Linked DNA regions of Mus musculus: region 1 is linked to region 2. A link is a loop called in an ENCODE intact Hi-C map of the cell type or tissue named here. Cell type or tissue: gastrocnemius. All regions are shown on one strand. Each heading gives the region's core, and the rest is flanking DNA. Links, peaks and the distances in the headings are about the cores only.

Region 1 (8,199 bases), core at 1,561-6,560, 90 kb after region 2:
GTCAGTAAAGAAGATAACGCAGCTTGTGTACAGACCCTAGCTTCTTTGCAGCCTTACTTCCCCAAGGCCCATGGTGGTTAGAGAGGTATCATGTCGTAGGAATGGAGCGGTGCAATCTGAGCCCCTTGGAAGAAATGCTGTTATCTAGGAAGGCTAGGCTCTCCTGTAGAGAGAAGCCACTGGGGCTGAGATGGGGGTGTGTGCGGTGTAAGGACGAGAAGAAGCCAGTGGACCGCAGTGTGCGAAGCTTGCAGCTCATCAGTGGGGAATAGTTCTAACATCTAGTTGGTGAGGTCTTGATCCTAAACCTTTGTACACCCCGGAGGAGATGGAGAAAACCTCCGTGTGGTAGAGGCCAGGAGGGTCTGGGAGGCGCATTGCCTTGGGTGTGAGTTCCCCACTGCACTTGACAGCAAGGTGATCTTGGACATGGGGAAGCCTGCATATCCTTATCAGTAAAATATATGAATAGACAGATAAGCTGAAAGAGATGGTGTGTGAAGTCACTTCCTCAAGTCTTCTCTAAAAAATATTTTGTAATGATGTACATGGTGTGCATTTGCATATAAATGCAAGCGCCCAAGGGGACCAGGAGCATTGATTCCCTGGAGCTGGAGTCCCAGGTAGTGTGCTATGATTAGGTAGCTTGGGCTACCAGATGTGGGTACTGGGAACCCAACTTACGAACCATCTCTCCAGCTCAGTATTCCCTTTCTTCCTTCTTGGGTGTGCCTCGGTTTCTCATCTTCTCACCCTGTAAAGTTCACATATACAGTTGGTAATATATATATATATACATATACATATACATATACATATACATATACATACACATATACATATACATATACATATACATACATACACACACACATATATATATACACACACATATACATACATATATATTTACATATACATTTATATATATATATAAATAAATCAGGCACACTTCCAAGAACACAGGATGACAGGATTTTGTTTCAAGACACTGTGCCTCATATTTCAGCGCATTACAGACATCTTAAATGATTTCATTTCCACCTTTAAGAATAAATCATAAAGGCTGGATATGGTGGTGCATTCTTGTAATCCCTACACTTGAGGGGGAGTCAGAGATAGGCCTGGTCTTGCAAGTTCTACATAGCAAGACCCTGTCTATGATATATCTAATACGTATGTATACACACACACACACACACACACACACACACACACACACACACACACACACACACACGTTTACATATACATTAAATCTATATCACAAGGTTCTTAGAGGATATTATGGTCCCTTGAAGTTCCGTTCAGTGCATGTAATGAGTGCATGAGTGAATGCAGAGAGTGGGTCTCTTGTGGCTGGTTATGGGTGGCTTCTTTCCCCTTCCAGGCTGTATTGCGCTTCTGTGGAGAGTTCTAATCTCTGTCTGTGAGCCTCAGGACTGGTCCAGCCAGCCATCCTAACACATCCCCCTCAGCAGTTGCTGGAGAGCTAGTGTGACAGTGCAGACCTGGCTGCTTCTGGCCAAGCAGCTCTAACTGCAGATCTACCTACCGTGGCCTGGTTCTGTCTGTGAGGGGCCCAGGGATATCAGCTAGGGAGGGCCTGCCTGTGCGCATCAGTTTTCGTTTGTCTTCCTTTTTTTGTAACTGCAGATGTCTGCATGGTAAATTCCCTCTGGTGCAAACTGATCACCACCATGTCTTCTCCAGTCCCATTTTTGGGGAGAAAGTTTAGTGAAATCTGATAGGTGTGTCTAGAGAGATGCAGGTTTTAAGTAAGCAGCTCTGTATTTGCACAGTGGGTGCATATCGATGCATCCTGATCCCAGGTCCCAGAGAGACTGCGCGTGGCCAGCAGCAGGGAGAGCCTTACCCGTTCTAGCTGCTGTCCATGCTGAGTGCCCACCCTCCTGCTCTGTGGTAACAGAGATTGCTCTTGCAGGATCCCTTCCCCACACTGTCCTGCATAGATGGGATGCATTTATTCTCATTTCTGAAGGATGTCCTACCGTGAGACCCACTTCCCGTGTGGGCGGGGGCTCCTGCTCTGCAGCAGGGATGGCCCCGTGAAGGTGCACACGAGGTAGATGGATCAGAGTTGTCATAGCCAGCAACAGTGTCCCTCCTCCTTGTCTTCGATTCAGTTTTGGACCCAAGTGTCCACAGCTCCCACCGTGCCATGCCACCCCTCCCAAAGACACTTGTGTGCTCTCTGGCTGCTCAGCCTTGGCAATGCAGGTGAAAACCTGGGACCCATGTGTTTGGGGCAGCATTTGCCACGAGAAAGAGAAGCTACCAGGGCCACGATGTTCTCTCTGCAAGCTTCGGAGATCCTGCTCTTGGGTTCTCTAGGCGGGTGCCACGGACTGTTAACTGACCTCCTGTTGTTTAACTTCCTAGCTTTTCTCTTTGCCTGGGCTTTCAGCATTCCTCAAAGCCCCCTTCCCTCTTTTGTCTCTCCTTCCTTAGTCCTCTTCTCCACACAAGATGAAAGAGTCCAGCCCCTTAGGGAGCCGGAAGACTCCTGATAAAATGAATTTTCAGGCCATTCACAGCGAGTCTTCAGATACTTTTAGTGACCAGTCGCCAACAATGGCCCGGGGACTGCTCATCCACCAGAGTAAGGCCCAGACGGAAATGCAGTTTGTGAACGAGGAGGATCTCGAGTCCTTGGGGGCGGCAGCCCCACCTTCACCCGTGGCCGAAGAGCTCAAGGCCCCATATCCCAACACCGCACAGTCGTCGAGCAAGACAGATTCCCCTTCCAGGAAGAAAGGTATGAAGCCGAGCATGGGGCTCCCCACGTACTTCCAGGCTGCACACCAGAGACACTCCAGCCTCATGCAAAGTTTCAAATATATCACAGAAGACCCAGGCCCACGGCATCTGTTGTGTTTAATCTTCAACCTGTGCTTTCTCGACTCGTGAGGAGATTGAGTGCCCCTTGTCCTAGTGTGAGGCCAGACATGCTTAGCAGTGTTAGAGATCCGTGGTTCCCAACCGTGACAGGGACAGTGATGTCTGACCAGCTTACACCGGTGCCAAGTAGTGATGACACAGCCTCACCCCAGTTAGCCAGGTAGCACTGTGCAGCACTGTGGGTTGGTATGGGCCAGCCACACAGTTCCCAGCATGAAGTGGAGAGGAAGTCTGTGAACACAGTGCCCCAGGACCCATCATGCAGCCATAGGGATGCTGTGTCTTAGAGTGTCAGCAGGGAAGTGTTCAGGCAAGGTTTTGTTGTCTGCAGCTATCAATTAAGGTAATCATAGCGACAGCTTTACTGTTGAGGGACTAAAACCCGTCAGGCCCTCTGTGGATGAGTGCTGTGATGTCACTCCCTCTGGGACGTGCAGAAGGGAGTTCTGCAGTGCACTTGTTGGCATCTCGGTGTGTGGCTCATGCGGGGAGGGGCACGGGGAAAGGGAGGGGACGGGGAGGCAGCCATGGTACTGCACTTTGGGCTCGGACGCTGTTCTTGGAGATGGAGCTCCTGAGTTGGTTTCTGGGCTAACACATTTCTGATCCATTCCATGTACTCTTTCAGATAAACGGAGCCGACACCTTGGAGCTGATGGTGTTTATCTGGACGACCTCACGGACATGGACCCTGAAGTGGCAGCCCTGTATTTCCCCAAGAAGTAAAAGTTCTTTTCATTGCTCAGACTACTTTATTTTTAGACTGGATTCAAGTCTAGGGTATCCTTGAATCGTGGTGGTCCTGCTGCCTCAACTTCTTGAGGGCTTGCATTGCAGGGTTGAGCTATCATATCACTATCTGTCATAATGGATGATACCATTTTTTGTAGTCTGAGAAGGGCCAGTTTAAGACACTCTCTCTCTCTCTCTCTCTCTCTCTCTCTCTCTCTCTCTCTCTCTGTGTGTGTGTGTGTGTGTGTGTGTGTGTAGGGACATGTGGCTGCCCTGTACCCTCTCTACAGGAATGTGAGTTCAAGGCTATTCCATGAAGGAGCCTGAGTCTGGGTTGCAGTGAGCAGTGGCCCACCATCTAAGTGAGTGAGTGAGAGAGAGAGAGACAGAGAGAGACAGAGAGAGACAGAGAGAGACAGAGAGAGGGTCCCTTTGGATATAAGGAGAGCCAGTGCTCTGGTGGGTAACAGTGGCCTCTCACACACACACTTTCACTGAGGTTTGGAGTATCACAGGAGAATGTGACAGGCCCTCCTGAGCCAGCCTTTACTTTGACGTCTATTCCGATGTGTTGATGGCAAAGCTGCCCTGAGGTGGTAGGTAGCAATTGCTCCTTTTTGGTGCAGCTGTCTGGAGGGTCATTTGGTATAATAGTCAGAGTGAGGAAGGCGGGATGCTCAGGACAGCTTCTCTCTCCTTTCAGTGGGGATCCTGGTGGGCTCCCCAAACAAGCCAGTGACAACGGAGCCAGGTCAGCCAACCAGTCACCACAGTCTGTGGGAGGCTCGGGCATCGACAGTGGTGTGGAGAGCACCTCCGACAGCCTGAGGGACCTGCCATCCATCGCCATCTCCCTCTGCGGTGGCCTCAGTGACCACAGAGAGATCACCAAAGGTACTAGGCTGTATGGGACAGCACCCTCTTGTGGCCACTGGTCAGAAGATCCGGGAGCTGAGAACTCTAGGATCAGTTCTCCAGCTCCTGGGTGAGCTGGAGAGAAAGAGGAAGGTTCACCGGTCTCTGGCCCCACACGAGTCTGGTTACAGTTAGAATTTTGTCAGGGTGCAAGGGCCTTTAGGCAGCAAGAAGGCTGTTGGGGCTGTTTATTCTCAGAGATGATCGTGAGCACAAGTGGGTGTCCCCTGTGTCCAGGGCCAGCCCTGAAGAGTGTTCAAGGCAATCCTGTTGGGGGACAGCGTAGGGGTCACATCAGTAGCTCTGTAATGTTGGGAGTGTGTGTGAAATCTCAGGTCCTAGAGGAGGGAGAGGGCGGTTGAGTCAGTTTGGGGAATTCTGGAAATGTTCCCCTCCTGGGTTCCAGAGGCTGCACTACTAGTAGGGCCTTAGTGATTTACGCACACCGTCTGCCATACTGGAAAGAAAGGTCTGGGCACCCCATGATAGGCCCAAGGCATGGCCCCACTGGGCAGGGAAGGTGAAGGAAGTCAGTGTCTTCAGCCAGACCCTCAGAGGCTCTCTGGGCCTTCTGCTCCCATAGCATTCCCACCTGGAGGGCCTGCCCTGAGCTTGGGGAGGCTGGCACCTCCAAGGATGAGCGAGAATGAGCGTGGTCAGCAGCAGGCCCTACAGGGCTCGAGCTCCCGCACTTGGCATAGGTGACAGTCATTGGCCGTGCAGCTGCCAACACTGCCCAAGGCCTCACTTTGGGCAGGATGCCGAGTGCCATCCTCCCTCACTTAAAGGACCATGATGCACATGCTAAGGGCACGGTCTCTGAGGCCTGGGAGTTCAGTCACTTGTCTCAGGTTACCACAGCGAAAGTGACTCAAGCTGGCATCCCTGGTAAACATTCTCCGCTTCTACATGCCGGCTCCACTCCCATGTTTGTTGATATCTTAATACCCCCTCCCCCCAATTAAAACATCAAGCCGGGCTCCCTCTTTCCTGTTGTATTTTGTAGGATTTGTAGGACTGTCTGTAGTGCTGTTTGTAACCTCCCAGGGAAACAACATGGGGATGAGTCTGCTGAAAATTGGCCTGTTTCTTTAAGAAACACATTTTGTGATTCCCCCCTCCTGTCCTACCGTTGCTACCACAGATGCATTTTTGGAACAAGCCGTGTCATATCAGCAATTTGCCGACAACCCTGCTATCATCGATGACCCCAACCTCGTGGTCAAGGTTGGCAATAAGTGAGTTCTTGTTGACAGTGGCACCGTGTCAGGCCTTCCGTCAGGCCTTAACAAAGTCTTTGTTAAACTTAACTGTTGCCCTTTATCATTTGGAAAATTTTATGTTCCCATGCAGCTGCTGGGTTGAGATTATTGCGAGTCTTGGGGAGTGTGTGTGTGTGTGTGTGTGTGTGTGTGTGTGTGTCGGTGTCTGTCGGTGTGTGCACGTGTATGTGTGTGTGTGTTTTATGTAAGTAAATATGTGTGGTGTGTATATATGGTGTGTCTGTGCATGTGTCATATGTATGTATGTATGTATGTATGTATGTATGTATGTATGTATGAGGAGGCCAGAGGTACACATTATCTGTCATCTTTGAGCACTCTATCTTTTTTTGTTTTTTTTTGTTTTTTTTTTGAGGCAGGGTCTCTCTGTGTAGTCCTAGCTGTCCTGGAACTATGTAGACCATGTTGGCTTCAAACTCCCTGAGATCTGCCTACCTCTGCCTCTCTAGTTGCTGGGATTAAAGGTGGTTGGCACCATACCCAGTCTCCTACCTTATTTTTGAGATGGGGTCTCCCACTGAATCTGGAACTTGCTGGTTTGGCCTGACTGGATGACAGGCAATCCCCAGGCATCCCTCTGCTTCCACACTTCCCTAGCACTGGAGTTACAGGTCTGTGTCACCAGGCTTGGCTTTTTAATGTGGGAGCTGGGGATCTGAAGTCAGAGTCTTTGAGGGCATGCACCTTACTTACTGAGCTGTCGCCCCAGCCCCATCTTGGGAATTTTAATATGTGCTTGCACCAGAAGTTGAAATTGACAGTGTCAGGGGTGGTGCCCAGACTCTGGGGCTTTGACTATCTGGTCCTATGCATAGGCACAGCTGCCCTTAAGTTTAGAGATGTTAGTTTATTGCCATCCGAGGTCTGTGGTGTGCAGTGACCTCTACTGACTGTTGGTAGACTTTCCCCACTGAGATGAGGTGACAAGTGGCTTTTTTATGTGTTGTCTCAGGAGGTTATGGAGTAGTTGCCTGTCCCTTTTCCATGGAGGTCAGTAGGTCATGGCTTGGAGCAAGGATCACAGTGGGACTTGGCTGCTGCCCAGCTAGTGGCATGTCTGTCTGTCCACCCTCACCACCTTGTCTGCTGCTGATCCTCCACCCTCACCATAGCTGTGAGGTGAACAGGAGGGAGGGAGGCATTGTGTAGACAGGATCAGTGCAGAAGTCTTGGTGAAAGGCATCACTGGGGTCCACCTGTTCTGTGACATCCCACGTGACAGTAGACATGGCCCCCTCTTCTGACACCATTTCCTTGTCTCGCTAGGTATTACAACTGGACAACAGCAGCTCCTCTACTTCTGGCGATGCAGGCTTTCCAGAAACCTTTGCCAAAGGTGAGCGCTAACATGATTAAGAAAAGGGGTTTGGGGAGGGACAGGTTAATGGGGAATCGTAGCTTGACTTGGGAAACCTGAGGCCATGGTGTCTTGATGCTCAGGAGTTCCCATGTCAGTGTTTCCGATCTCCCTCTCTTGCACCTGACCCTACTTCCCTCCCTCACCAGGGCAAGAGTTTGTAAATCATGGTAATGTAGGTTCTTGCTCCCACTCCCAACACCTAGAGTGGCACACACCAGGATGCAGAAACAAGGGAAGTTGCAGAGGGAAAGCATACTTGTGGAAAGGCAGGAGTAGACCCCGGGGCACATGCACAGGTCATGACTGTCAACAGGTGTCTCTAAGAAGCCAGTCCAGTGGCTGCTCCTCCAAGGCAGGGCTGAGGATGGGACTCGAGTAGCTCCTGGCCTGCGTATGAGAACAGGGGAGTGGCTGCAAGCCAGAGCTGGATGAGGAAGGCAGCCCTGCCAGCCCCACAGTGTTCACCTCCTTCTCCACTTGCCTAGAATTGCTCATGTCTTCTGTGTCGTCTTCCTTCTAGATTTTGGGCATGCTCTTTGGGCTGTGGAGTCACAGTTTTAGACGGGCTGGTTCCTGACAGCCAAGGCTGTTGCAGTCTGTTAGATCTTTCCCAAGTCTGAGGTTTTGGAGGTCAAATCTCACTTTGTTTAGCCTGGGTGTGCCTTTTGTGTGTGCTGTAGCTTGTGGTGGTGGCTGTGTGTTTGGTAGCCCTTTTCAGTATTGTAGCTGAGGCACAGCTTACGGATGACGAAGCCCATGGGCTGCGGAGTGCAGTCCCCGAGGGTTGTGATCTAGTGGGTTAGGGGTTCGGGGCTCTGCTAACACTGTTCCTCTAACACAGAACTGGTTTTCAATGTAGTATTTAGCCTTTGTTATGCTGTTGGTTACATAACTAGCACTTTTAAAATGGTCTTGGTGACCGTGCTTCACACATTTCCTTATATAACAGTGCCCAGAGTAGGAATGGAGGTAGGACAGACTCTTCAT
Region 2 (8,199 bases), core at 1,657-6,656:
GTGATCCCTGCAGCAGTAGCATTAACTGGTATTCTGGTAGGAATTCAAATTCATCAACCCACTCAAGGCCTCTTGGGTTGGAATCTCATGGCTGGGCCCTGCACTCTGGCCCTTACAATGTCCTGGATCACTGCCACAGACCTTGAAGTTTAGGAGTACGATTTGGCCTGTATGCCAAAGAGCTATGAAGACAACAGATCTTCCAGACATTGGTTCTTGGACCGTTCTGCTCAGCGACTACAAAGTGAAGCCTGACACCTTCCTGGGCTGACTATGTGTGACTCATCACATCCAGTGCACTCAGCACTTACATCTTTTCCCACAAGATGGGGATGCTGCAAAGATCACAGATCTGCCTCATTGGATCAAAGATCACAGATCTGCCTCATTGGATCAAAGAACACAGATCTGCCTCATTGGATCCTCCCAGACTTCAGCTGGTGCCCAGATTTCAACTAGGGCAGATGGGCACTTGGAGAGACCGGTTTTCCTGTCCCTTTAAAAAGTGTTTCTTACAAGGCCAGATTGTTCTGGATCCTTACAAAGGCAAGCAAGCAAACAGATGAATGCTGTGAGCAGGAGAGGGGAGTGCTAGAGGAAAATGGGATATGGGGACCCAGCCAGTCTGAGAATCCACAATAGGCAGACTGCAGTCCTTCACTGGAACTACTTTTGGCTTTCCCACACAGCCCAACTTTCTGAAACAGAGCCAAGACCCTCCTGTGTGGGTATGCCACTCCCTGTGTGGACCTGTAATTTCATGCATAAAATTCCAGTTCTTTCTTTTAACTATCCCGTTGTGCTTTTGAGGTACAGGAAGAAGGGGGCCTAGAGAGGGGCAGTAGCTTGCCAAGGTCATCTAGCCAGGAACTGATGGACACAATCCCTGGTCCTGGGCTCCTCTCCCTCAGGGTATTGTGGTAGAGGACTTAACTGAGAACCTGGGCGCTGTGCTGGAGGCTGCGGATCTGGCTGGCATCCTTGTGTCTCACCAGGCTGGCTTGGACCCCCAGGGAGAGGGTCTTTCTCCATGTGATGAAGCCCAGGAGGCCTTCCTCACTCAGGAGCTCCAGGCGGCTGGGGATGGAGTTGACTTGGGCAGAAGCTGATGGTACCTGGGAGTAGAGGGCCACCAGGTGGTTGACAGTGATCCCATTCAGAAAAGCAGTGAGTGCCAAGGGGAGAACGAAGGAGACCAGCACGTTCACCTGTGAAGGTAATGCCGAGTGTTATGGGGGCAGCCACCAAAGGCCTATGGCTCTGGACATCAGGTTTGCTCTGTGTTAAGAATCTGCATCAACAGAAGTAGGGGGATCAACGTCCTGGAAGGCAAATCTAAGGAAAGTCTCAGAACTGCAATGCTACATTGCAAGCCCAAGGTCACAGAGAAGCCATACTTCCCTATGTACAGGAATCAAATTCTTTCCAAGGAAACAGACACATCACTGGGTGCTCAGTCTCCTCAACCCACTTTGTTCTCAGCTCTGGAAACAGGACCCTGAGTGCCCCAGCTTTTCAGCCTTTATATTCAAATGGCTCCCACTTGATAGATACTTTCATTTAAAAACAACAATCTGTGGGCTGGAGAGATGGTTCGGTGGTTAAGAGCACTTACTGCTCTTGGAAAACACCAGAGTTCTGTCCCCAACACCCACACTGGGGAGCTCACAACAGCCTGTAATTCTGGCCCTAGGGAATCTGATGTCCTCTTTCGGCCTCTGCAGGCACCTGCACTCATGTGGACATACCCATATACCCAGACGTATACACGTGATTAAAATTTAAATGAATCTTTTTTTAAAAAATCACAGTCCATTATCACACCTCAGATGTTGGGAATCAGGCCAAGAGGTTGCAATAAGTGTTAGCTCTGGGAAGTGCCTCTCAATCTACCCAGCAAGGAGAACAACAGTATCCAGAGCCATGTGGCAAAAGGGAGTCCGTGCCAGAGCTGGGTCACTATGAGTTCCCAGTGAAGTGGGGCCACCTGGACATACCCAGGGCAAAGACAGCAGAGGGAGTGGCCTGTGGGAACTTTCTCTCTACTCATTCTTTTAGTGATTTTCCTAGAGGCCAATGGGTAGCGCCTGCAGGTTGGACGTCTTATTCATATGCTTATGGAAAGACTACATGAGGACAGGATGCAGAGAGGGGAAGGGGGAAAGGCTGCATCGGGTCATGGGATAAAGCCCTCAGGTGGCCCAGGTTAGGTGCTTCAGTGGGAAGGAAAACTAGAGATCAGGTCTCTAGAGCATAAGTGGGGAAGGAGAGAAGAGGACACATAGTGAGGATCTGCTGTGCCCTATCGCTGACACCTTCATGAGGTCACATTTAATTATTTTCATGACATCTATGCCTTCTTTTTGACATCCATGCAAATCTGGGCATGTGAATGACACACACCAACAGACAAGCACTCCGTTCTGCCCCAACAGGGACAGAGAACAGAAATAGGGCCTCCTGGGAGCCAGCAAATTGATAATTCTGACTCAGTGTCCCTGTTTTCCTCACCATCCCTGTCCTGAATCCTTTTCTTAACTTGAAGTTTCTTCCAACAGTGTCCCAACTGGAACCCTTCAGTTTCCTTGGACTCCCTCCCTTCCTCCCAGATAATGGCTGAACTCTCTTTCTAGAGATGGACATGATGTTTCAAATGCCAAACTCCTTTTAAAGCAAATCCATTACCAGCAAACTATTGTTAGGCATTTGGTCCCCTTGTCCCCATTCAAGAAGAACTTGAACCAGATAGGGAAAAGGCAGCCCCGTAGGACATGGTTAAACATGGGCACAATTGGCTCTTTCCATGGTTTCTCTTGGGTGAAGAGGGAGGTGGTAAGTGAAGGACGGATGAATAGGTCCTAGACTCCTCCCTTCCTGCCCACCAGACCCAGATGATACACACAGGATGGTGCAGAGAAAAGGAGCTTTATGCCAGGCACCGCAGCCTTGTACTGTGGCAAGAGAATAGGGTGGAGAGAAAGAGGTATCAAGATTAATATGAAAGAAACCAATGGCAGAGAAAGGCTGGGGACCCTCACCAACAGCTACACATAAGAGACAAAACAGTAGAAAAAGCTCATGGATTATAAATGTGGGAGAAGGCAGGTGCTGTGCAAATGGCACATACTCTACTCCTGGCCAGTGCCCTTGAGCTTCTAACAGCTCCCTCCTCTTCTGCTCTGTATCCACTTCAGTTGTGCAAGTGTTTTTCTTCCTGACAAACCCTTCTGTTCTACCACCATATGTGTGCCCCTAGTCTAATCCATTGTTCTGGCACACCCGGACTTGAAAATCTCAAGCAATAGCTGCAAGACTCCAGTCCACACCTGGCCAGGAATTCAATGCAGAAGATATGATGGTCCAGTCATCTATGCAGCCCCTAATCCCACACATGTCCTGATGCACCAGCCAGCATGCCTTTCTGCACTTTCACATGTTTACCCTTCCAGATCCTCTGTGTGCTCACGGGTAGTGAAGGGATGCTGCTTGCACCCTTCCTTGGTCCTTTGAATATCTGGGAAGGACCCTGGAGGAGTTGCTTTAGTTTCTTTCACTACCCCAGTGTGTGTGTGTGTGTGTGTGTGTGTGTGTGTGTGTGTGTGTGTGTGTGTGTGTGTGTTAAAGGCTAACTGTAGGACATAGGTTTCCCCTTCTACTGTACCCCACTCCCCACTCCCTTACCTGGATGAAGACCTGGAGCGTGGCGCGACTTACTAGCACCGTGCACACACGCGAGGCAGGCTCAGGCTCCCCGTCGGCCCTCTCCATTTCGTGCTTCTGTCCCATGATAACCGCCATGGGCAGGGCAAGGCCCAGAGAGGCGACCCAGACTAGTGACAGCAGGCGGCGGGTGCGGCGCGGGGTGAGCAGGCGGCGGGCGCGCAGCGGCTGGCACACGGCCAGGCAGCGCTCTGCGCTCAGGCTGGCCACGCTCAGCACCGTGGCGTAGGCGCACAGCTCACGCACGAAGTAATAGCCACGACAGCCGAGATCGCCGAAGACCCAGGGGTAGTGGGACCACACGAAGTTGTAGAGCTCCATGGGCACGCTGATCAGCAGTAGCAGCAGGGCTGACAGTGCCAGGCTGAGCACGTGGTAGCGCAGGCGCCCGGGGCGACCCGCCCGCGCCTTCAGCACCACGTGCACGGACAGCGCATTGCCGGCTGTGCCAAGCGCGAAGATGAGCGAATAGAGCGCGGTGAACAGCACCTTGGCCCAGAGGCGAGTGTCCACGCCCAGCCGCGCCTCCAGGCTCAGCCCTGCACTGGGGCTGGGCCTCGGGGGCCACAGGCTGCTGGTCTCCATCTCTGTCTCGTGGTGGCCTGATCTCCCTCCCTCTCACTGCCCAGAGCCTGGGCTAGCTGCCCGGGGAGCCAGCACCACCTCCTTTCTGGGAACCTCCAAAACTGGGAGGACACGCCTCTGGAGGGAGTTCCAGAATCAGTCTTCAATCTTTCTGCCATTTGGCTCATCCAGAAAAGCACGTGTTGGTGGAAGAAGGTGGGGGAGGACATCCTTTGAGGTTCACCTGGATGGCATTGCTGGTAAGCCATGTGACCCGTGGGTAGGTTTTTAAAAGCCCTCTGTCCCCACCCCATTGCTTTTCAACTTTAAAATACTACCCATGCTGCAGAATTTCTCTAGGGATCAAATGAGTTAATTGGCAGGCAGATGCTCAAGCTACAGTACAGACAGACAGACACAATTTGAACTTCGCAACATCCCTCACCCCCGTCTGTTTGTTGTCATTTCTATGAGCAATCTGAGAAAGAGACAGCTCAGAGAAGGCTTTGCCAGGCTTCAGCAACTTTGCTCTCATTAACCTGGCTGCCTCTGTGTGATGGTTTGTATGTGCTTGGCCCAGGGAGTGGCACTATTAGAAGGCGTGGCCTTAGCCGGGCATGGTGGCATACACCTTTAATCCCAGTACTTGGGAGGCAGACGAATTTCTGAGTTCGATGCCAGTCTGGTCTACAGAGTGAGTTCCAGGACAGCCAACCCTGTCTCAGAAAAACAAAAAACAAAAAACAAAAAACAAAAAACAAAAAAAGGCATAGCCTTGTTGGAGTAGGTTTGTCACTGTGCGTGTGGGCTATAAGACCCTCATCTTAGCTGCCTGGAGGTTAGTCTTCTCATAGCAGCCTTCAGATGAAGATGTAAAACTCTCAGCTCTGCCTGTACCATGCCTGCCTGGATGCTGCCATGCTCCTGACTTGATAATAATGGACTAAACATCTGAACCTGTAAGCCAGCCCCAATTAAAAGTTGTCTTTATAAGAGTTGCCTTGGTCATGGTGTCTGTTCACAGCAGTACAACCCTAACTATGACACTCTGTCGCAGTAATAACCTCAAGAAGGTGGCCAGTGCACGCACCCTCCTGGTATCACACTGTCCCAGGATGTCACCCTCAGAGCAGAGGGACGAGTGTGTGTTAAATCTGTTAAACTGTGCGTATTTGTGAGCTCATGAAGAAATGAGAACTCTGGAGCTGGAAGACTTTTTGGATACCCATCTTCCTGTTCAGAGGAGGTCTAGTGTCTACTGGGGACAGAATTAGATTGACACCCATACCTCCGGATTCTGTTTTTCCAACCTCACAGGTTGTATGGCCCAGTGACAATCAGTTTCATCTTCTTCCAGATCCATATCCACAATGAAACTGAGATTTATTCTCCTTCTATATGGGAAGGCTTCTGAGGTGGGGAATGGACGGGGAACAACACGCACTCCATGCCTTTATCTCCAAACCAGAGTTGGAGAGATGAGCACGCAGGCAGATACAGAGAAGCACAGCGTTGCGGAGCAGAACCAAAGCCTCTCTTCCCTGAAGATGCTCTTGTCAGGTTTGTCTGAGCATCCCTGAAAGTAGCTAATACAATGCGCTTGCTCAGCTCAAACATAAGCACATCTTGAAGGGCTATATTTACTGTAAATGCCTTTATTAAACAAAACATTGGCTTTACCTCCCGAAGCTGCCAACTAACCATACTTCTACCGCAGGGACTCTTCTACCAACCCAGAGCAGACACTGTGGCTATGTAACTATAACCCATGAAATATTTCTGGATTTGCATTATGAAAGCCATTCCCTCCTGTCCCCCGTGGGACCCATTACAATGCTGGGCACTGGCTGATTCATGCATCGCTATTTGCTCAAACATACCTTATGCAGTGTAACTGCGTGTCAGTTAGCTGGTTTACAATGCCAAAAGTGAATTAAGTCTGCACCTCACCCTGAGAGACTGCTGTGCTTGTTATGATTTGAGACACAAATAACAGACCCTCCCTGGCACATTCAGAGTGTGTAATAAGGGGGCTGGACGAGAGAACTCTGTTGAAATTGCCCCCATTGTGGCCTGTGAACTGGCCGACTCTTCACCTGGAAATTCCTGTCTAACCCCAAGAAAGTTTGTGGAGTTATGTGTGGCTCTCAGAATGACCCCAGCAATGTCATCCCCACACACTAAGCTATCCCCTCAAAAGTTAGAAGAAGAAGAAATCATTCTGTGATGTCGGAGAAGTCTTGGCCTTGGCAGGGGACAAGCATGAGAAGGGTGAAATCATGGCAGAAATCATGGGTGAAATCAGTGTGCTATCCTAAAAAGTTAGAGACTTCTGCAACTGGTGATGTTCAAAATAGAACCGAGCTTTTAGGGCTGAGGACACAGACCTGAGGTGTCCCAGTGGTGGTGAGGACGGCAAGGCATGGACTCACAGATAACAGCCCTCCTGGGCACAGTCTAAGTGTCACATAAGAAGAGCTCTGGCGAATATGAGGACTCCAATTCCATCTTCAAAACCCAAGTGAGAATGCCAAATGTGGTCGCACACGCTTAAAAGCCCAGGGGTATGTTGATGGAGGCCAGATGGGAAAGAAAAGGCTGCTGGAGGTCGAGCAAGTCCCCCTAAGCCCTGCCAGATTCTAGGGGACAGAGATGGATAAGAGCTGCATGGTTCTGGCTGTAGTTTCACCCCAATGTTGAGCCCATGCTTGAGCCTCATTGGTGGTCACTTCCCTGTTCTTGGCATGCTACCTAACTGTAACTCCCCATTTAACACTACTTAATTCAATCCCGGCATCGGCAACATATAAGCCTTAAATAGCTCAATGGCTGGACCACTTCCTAACCTTCACATGGCTAGTCCACCCTCCGATATTCCCAAATTACTAAAATCTATATTACATCCTTGCTGACCTAGCCCTAGATGTGTAACCCTCTTGGGCTGTGATCTCCTGACTCCTACAAGGTGTAGGATCTATGTTCTCTGTCCTATGCCTCTCAGGTGTGGCATCTAAGTCCCTTCTCTTGGCATGGGGGATCTCTCTCTCCCTTCCTCTTTCTGTTCCTAGCCAGGAATCCTAAAAGTCCCACTTCTGTCTGCCCTGCCCAGCCATTGGCTGTCGGCATCTTTATTTACCAATCAGAACCAAATGTGGGCAGGGTCCCTCAGTGTCTTACATGTGAGACACTGCAAACAGGTTTTTGGGGGAACATAATTAGCAGAATACAAGCAGCATTAGACCAAACCCACAACACCTACCCAGTGCAAACTCCCAGCTGTCTAATCCGCAGTGAGACATGTGTCACCACGAACTCTGTCACTTTTAGCAAGTTGCCAGTGTGTGTGAAAGCCCTGTGATAGGTTTGGAACTCCGGGGACAATGGCGGAGATGCAGCCCACTCTGCCTTCCTCACAGTGCAGTGTCCAGGCATCCAGATGCACAGGCTACATGTGCTGGTCTTCTCATCAGCCTGTGGGCCAGTGCTGAACCTGACAGGTACAATCTTATCACCTGTCAGTCATGAGGTTCCTAAAATAACTTGACAGGACAAATTAAAAATAGTAAGATGAGTGGTGACCCAGATTAGCGGAAGTGTCCCGGGGAGTTGGCATTTTTTTTTCTCTTGCACTTAAAGGCCTTTCAGAACATTCAGATGTGGACAGGAGTCCATGTCGTAGTGGTGGGGTGCCTGCTGTGAACTGTGCACACCCAACCTCCTCAGGGTAAGGAAGGCCCAGGGTGTCCCTGCTGAGTGGGTAGGGACAGAGAGGCCCAGGGTGGAACCCCAATCTGACTTTATAGATCTTGTCCCTGTACAACCAGCCTAAGGTCTCTGAAGTCACCTGTCCTGCTTTGCCATGTTCTGTTTTATCACGTAAGACCAACTCTGCAAGCTCTTGTTTTGTGTGTGTGT

The links. A loop is a pair of places that touch in the nucleus more often than their neighbours do. Peaks named below come from ENCODE experiments on the same cell type or tissue, not always from the same donor. Only the 100,000 strongest peaks of a DNase experiment are listed, where the experiment ranks them.
Region 1: it touches region 2 in a loop (3-fold over the local background); 5 of 42 quality-filtered maps call a loop at or near these places.

The regions. Positions count from the first base shown.
Region 1 is chr12:16,559,971-16,568,169 of GRCm38, reverse strand. It overlaps Lpin1 (lipin 1), which reads left to right. Exons shown (of 21, transcript NM_015763.4): 8 at 2,473-2,779; 9 at 3,551-3,644; 10 at 4,358-4,548; 11 at 5,714-5,807; 12 at 7,119-7,188. Among named protein-coding and RNA genes, the nearest start is that of Lpin1, 26 kb to the left of the region's middle. In gastrocnemius, for the core only: a CTCF peak has its summit at 4,583 (motif pointing left); DNase peaks (open chromatin) are centred at 4,563 and 5,291; H3K27ac peaks cover 2,732 bases.
Region 2 is chr12:16,649,606-16,657,804 of GRCm38, reverse strand. Ntsr2 (neurotensin receptor 2) reads right to left here and starts at 4,335. Exons shown (of 4, transcript NM_008747.2): 1 at 3,682-4,335; 2 at 935-1,208. The coding sequence starts at 4,305. It also overlaps a transcript of Lpin1 not described here. In gastrocnemius, for the core only: a CTCF peak has its summit at 3,846; DNase peaks (open chromatin) are centred at 3,910 and 4,075; H3K4me3 peaks cover 915 bases; H3K27ac peaks cover 1,338 bases.